Linked DNA regions of Homo sapiens: region 1 is linked to region 2. The links are chromatin loops, found by intact Hi-C in ENCODE. Cell type or tissue: Calu3. All regions are shown on one strand. Links, peaks and the distances in the headings refer to the core of each region. The heading gives the core; the rest is flanking DNA. Region 1 has its middle 130 kb from the start of TMEM229A. Region 2 has its middle 100 kb from the start of GPR37.

Evidence for each region. Hi-C counts contacts between places; a loop is a spot of excess contacts. Peaks named below come from ENCODE experiments on the same cell type or tissue, not always from the same donor. Only the 100,000 strongest peaks of a DNase experiment are listed, where the experiment ranks them.
Region 1: it touches region 2 in a loop (2.1-fold over the local background); 2 of 110 quality-filtered maps call a loop at or near these places.

Annotation. Positions count from the first base shown.
Region 1 is chr7:124,163,500-124,166,418 of GRCh38, forward strand. No RefSeq gene overlaps it. Among named protein-coding and RNA genes, the nearest start is that of TMEM229A, 130 kb to the left of the region's middle. In Calu3, for the core only: no CTCF peak of the experiment used is centred there; no DNase peak of the experiment used is centred there.
Region 2 is chr7:124,663,734-124,666,652 of GRCh38, forward strand. No RefSeq gene overlaps it. Among named protein-coding and RNA genes, the nearest start is that of GPR37, 100 kb to the right of the region's middle. In Calu3, for the core only: no CTCF peak of the experiment used is centred there; no DNase peak of the experiment used is centred there.

The DNA.
Region 1 (2,919 bases), core at 110-2,609, 500 kb before region 2:
GTAAACTTTTCAGCAGAAATCTTATAAGACAAGTAGATTGGAGCCTATTTTTAGCCTACCTAAAGAAAACATATGCCAGCCAAGAATGTCATATTCTGCCAAAGTAAGCTTCATAAATGAAGAAGAAATAAAGGCTTTCCTAGACAAGCAAACACTAAGGGAATTAATTACCACCAGACTGGCCCTATAAGAAATGCACAAAGGAGTTCTAAACATTGAAACAAGAGAGTAATACTTGCTACATAAAAGCACACATAAGTACGAAGCTCACAGATCCTATAAAGCAATTACACAATTGAAACTGCAAAGCAACTAGCTAACAACATGACAGGAATAAAACCTTACATTTCAATATTAATCATGAATATAAACAGACTAAATGCTCCACTTAAAAGACATAGAATGGCAAATTGCCTTGAAAAAATAAGACCCAAACTTATGCTGCCTTCAATAACACCCACAGGCTCAAAGTAAAGGGATGGAGAAAGATCTATCATGTAAATGGAAAACAAAAAAGGGTGAGGTTGCTATTCTTGTATCAGATTAAATAGAGTTTAAGCCAAAATTAAATAAACTTTACCAAAGCAGTGAAAAAAAGACAAAGGAGGGCATTATATAGTGATAAAGAGTTTGATTTGACAAGATTTAGCTATGCTAAATGTATATTCACCCAAAGTCAGAGCACTTAGATTTATAAAACAACTACTACTAGACTTACTAAAAGGGATAGATGGTCATACAATAGACAGCCTGTCAATAGAGATAGTCATGCAATTATAGTAAGGAACTTTAATACCCCACTTACAGCACTAGACAAATCACTGAGGCGGAAAACTAACAAAGAAACTTTGAATGTAAATTAGACTCTTGACAAAATGAACCTAATAAACATCTACAGAAGACTTCACCCAGCAACCACAGAATAAACTTTTTTTCACATCTGTGCATAAAACATTCTCTACAATTGATCACGTGCTCTGTTATAAAGCAAGTCTCAATAAATTAAAAAAAGAACCTGAAATCATGTCAAGCATGTCCTTGGACCACAGTAGAATAAAATTAAAAATCAATTCCAAGAGGAAACCTCAAAAACCACACAGTACATGGGAACAAAACAACTTGCTCCTGAATGACTTTTGGGTAAGCAAAAAAATTAACCAGAAACCAAAAAATTTTTGAAACAAATGAAAATAGAGATAAAACATATGCAAACCTCTGGGATCCAGAAAAAAGCAGCATTAACAGGAAAGTTTATCATGCTAAATGCCTACATAAAAAGTTAGAAATATCTCAAATTAATAGCACTAACATCATACCTAAAGGAATTAGAAAAACAAGAACAAACCAAATCCAAGGCCAGTAGAAGAAAATACATAATGAAGATTAGAGCAGAACCAAATGAAATTGAGACCGAAAAAGCCATACAAAAGATTAATGAAACAAAAAGTTGCCTCTTCAAAAGGATAAATAAAATTGACTGATAGCCAGATTAGCTAAGAAAAAAAGAGAAAAGAGTCAGATAAGTATAATCAGAAGTGACAAAGGTGACAATACAACTGATACCAGAGAAATATAAAAGATCTTCAGAAACTACTAATGACATCTATGCACAAAACCTAGAAAATCTAGAGGAAATGGATAAATTACTGAAAACACTCAATTCCCTACTATGAACATCTGTGCACATAAACTAGAAAATTTAGAGGAAGTGGATAAATTCCTGAAAACATTCAGCTCCCTACTGTGAACAACTGTGCACATAAACTAGACAATTTAGAGGAAGTGGATAAATTCCTGAAAACACTCAACTCCCAAGCTTGAACCAAAGAAATAAAAATCCTGAACAGACTAATAATGAGTTATGAAAATGAATCAATAATAAATCTACCAACCAAAACCAGCAGTGAACCAAACAGATTCATAGCTGAATTCTATTAGATGTTCAAAGAAGAACTGGTACCAATCTTACTGAAACTATTCCAAAAAACCAAGGAGGAGGAATTCCTACCTAACTTATTCTACAAAACCAGTATGATGTTGATACCAAAATCTGGCCAGGACACAACAAAAAAAGAACATTACAGGCCAATATCTCTGACTAGCACAGATGCAAAATCCTCAACAAAATATTACCAAACCAAATCCAACAGTATGTCAAAAAGATAATTCATCATGATCAAGTGGGTCTTATTCCTGGAATGCAAGGATTGTTCAACACATGCAAAACAATAAATGTGGTTAGCCACATAAGCAGAATCAAAAGCAAAAACCATACGATCATTTCAATAGATTCAGAAAAAGCATTTGATAAAATTCAACATCTCTTCATGATGAAATCCCAAACAAACTAGGCATTGAATGAACATACCTCAAAATAACAAGAGCCATTTATGACAAACCCACAACCAACATCATACAGAATGGACAAAAGTTGAAAGAATTCCTCCTAAGAGCTAGAAAAAGACAAGGATGTCCACTCTTACTACTCCTATTTCACAAAGTACTGGTAGTCCTAGCCAGAGCAATCAGATGAGAGAAAGAAATACAAGGCATCCAAATAGGAAAAGAGGAAGTAAAATTATCTCTGTTTGCTGACAACATGATTCTATACCTAGGAATTCCTAGAGATTCCTTCAAAAGACTTCTAGACCTGATAAACAAATTCAGTAAAGTTTTGGGATACGAAATCAGTGAACAAAAATTAGTGGGATTTCTATACACCAATAATTTTCAAATCAAGAACAAAATCAAGAACCCAATTTCATTTACAATAGCCTCACACACAAAATACAATACTTAGGAATATATTTAACCAAGGAGGTGAAAGACCTTTACACAGAAAACCACAGAACATTGATGAAAGAAATTACAGATGACACAAACAAATGGAAAATCATTCCATGCTCATGGATAGAAAGG
Region 2 (2,919 bases), core at 203-2,702:
TTTATTTAGCAAAACATTTTGCAGTAATAGTGGCATAAAACATATTTCAGCAATGCTGTATGTCTGTTAGATGATTGCTTTATCTCTCCCTCAAGAGGCTTTCGGTTTCCTCTTTACGATTTTGTAGGTAAAAATTCTTCCAGTGAGGGTCAAGTTCAAAGATGAGCCAATAAAATTCTATTCTAGGCTAAGAATAGAATTCTACTGTGATCAATACTGTTGAAAAGTGTTCTCAGGGACTTATGTCTGAATTATATAAGAAAGGGATGACAAACAAGAACGGCAAGGAAAGTGACACCCTCCACTTCAGCAAAGCAGCTTCTCTCAGTGTGGCCCAGTCCTTTGTAATTTTAAGGGAGCATGAACAAGAAGGAAGCCCAGAGGTGGGAGTTGAGACTGGTAAAAGCGACAGAGGTGAAACATCATCGAATGTCATTGTGGCTAAAATCCTTGTGGTAGGCAGAACAATGGCTCCCCAAAGATGTCCACATCCTGAATCCTGGAACCTATAAATATGCTGCCTTGTGGGGCAAAAGGGACTTTGCCAATATGACTAAGTTTAAAAAGTTGACGTGGGAAACTCCTTGATTAGCCGAGTGGGCCTATTGTAATTGCAGGGGTCCTGAGTTGTGTAAGAGGGAGGCTCACTAGAGGGAGGCGAGATTATGAAGAATGGTCAAAGACATGCCATGTGTCTGGCTTTAAAGATGGAGGAAGAGAATCATAATATAAGTAGTGCAGGGGGCCTCTAGAAACTGAAAAGCCAAGGAAATGGATTCTTTTCTGGAGTTTTCAGAAAACACCACAGCCCTCGCTAGGCATCATGGCTCACGCCTGTAATCCCAGCATTTTGGGAGGCCAAGGCAGGCAGATCACGAGGTCAGGAGTTTGAGAACAACTTGGCCAACATGATGAAATCCCGTCTCTACTAAAGATACAAAAAAATTAGTTGGGTGTGGTAGTGTGTGCCTGTAGTCCCAGCTACTCAGGAGGCTGAGGCAAGAGAATGGCTTGAACCCGGAGGCAGAGGTTGCAGTGAGCCGAGATCGCGCCATTGCTCTCCAGCCTGGGTGACAGGGTGAGACTCCATCTCAAACAAACAAACAAACAAAAAAGAAAACACCACAGCCCTGCTCACAAGTTGGTTTTAGCCCAGTGAAACCTGTGTTGGACTTCTTGGTTACAGAACTAAAAGACAGTAGCTTCATAGTTTGTAATAATACAATTTTTGAGATAAAATTTGTGTTAAAACACTAAATTTGGGGTAATTTGTCACAACAGCAAGAGCAAACTAACACAATCCCCTAAAGGAGCTCAGGCCACAGGAGAAAAATAATAGTTGATTCTATTTGGTGACATTTCTACAGACAAATTGTACAATAGAAAGTTTCAGGGGGCAAGAATTCTACTTGATATCAAGTAGAGTGGGCCAGAATAAAAAATGAGTTACAGACACCTGAAATATATTTCTTGGCCACAAAGATATTTCAACTGCTCACTTGGTGGGCAAATTATTTTTAGTAAATATGATAACAGGAAAATGTAACAAAACCAAGGACTTTATAACACATAACAAATCATATCAAAGGAGAAAACATGGATTTGAGGACCACTAGAAAACTTTTCTGTATTCCAACCTGAAACTTTGTTACAGGATTTGACAAATACCACAGTCTTGTATAAAGTGTTTGAAGTTAATTAATCAACTCAGATAGAAATACCCAACATTGCACTATTCCTTCCCCCATAGTAATTTTATATTCTTCCTAAAATACTTTCAGAATCCCTTAAAATTCTTCTCAGGGATAAACCTTGAAATCACTACCTCAACATGATGATTTTTGAAGATTTATGATGTGTAAAAAAAAAATAAGCCTCATTCTGTAGTGAGTTCACTTTAAAAGTGTCTCTTAAACACCCGACCAAATGCTGTTTGTTTCTTATGAAACATTGCGTAGTCTCAGGTTCCTGATCCAGGTGTACCTTTCTTTTTCATCTTGCTAGGAATCAGAACAGTTCTAAAAATTGACTGGGAAACCAGGGGACTATTTCCAGACTGGTCACTGATAGTGTAACCTTGATAACTACTTTATCCATTCAAGATCTTTATTTTCCTTTTAGAATAATTATTTTCATTTGCTATTAAGAACTCAAAAGGCTGCTTTGCCTATGGAGGAGCCATTCTTTTATTCCTTTACTTTCTTAATAAACTTGCTTTCACTCTACTGTGAAAAAAAAAAAAGAAGAAGAAGAACTCAAACAAAGGTTTTTGCACGTTCAGCAGCAGGCACTTTGGTGAAATAGAGAAATGCATGATTTCAATACAGTTTTCTCAATTATTGCTTCAAACTAACCCTGCAGGATGTATATTAAAGCAATTTGAAGTAGGTTTGTCCTTATGAAACGGAAACTCAGAGCAAAGGTTCAGGATAAGTTTTGAAGTGAGTGGTAAGGTTTACTTATCTTGCAAATATGTATATGCCTGTTACCAAAAATCCATGTTCTTATACATAATTTTAAGCAAATAACAAAGACTGAGTCTCCTTAGCAAGTAGAATGTATTGGCCACAATAATAAACACTGAACAAGATAATAGCATATTAAATTATAAATTGCAGTAGTAAAGTTAAGAAAAGTAAAGTAAATCTTGAGAGAAAGCAAGATTAACAACAGGTTGCTTCAGCATTACTTTCCCTCAGATAAAATATATACAAAAAGTTTCCTTTTTGTTCCCAAAAGGCATCTCTCTGTCTGTAATAATATTATAATCACCCTTTCCAAATAAGCTTCTAATTTCAAATTGAAGCTGAAAACATGATGTTTTTCTTTTACCTCAAGGAAACCTACATTTTATTTTCTTTGCTATGCGTTCTTTTTTATCATAAGATGTTTCTAGAATATAACATAATTTTCTATCAC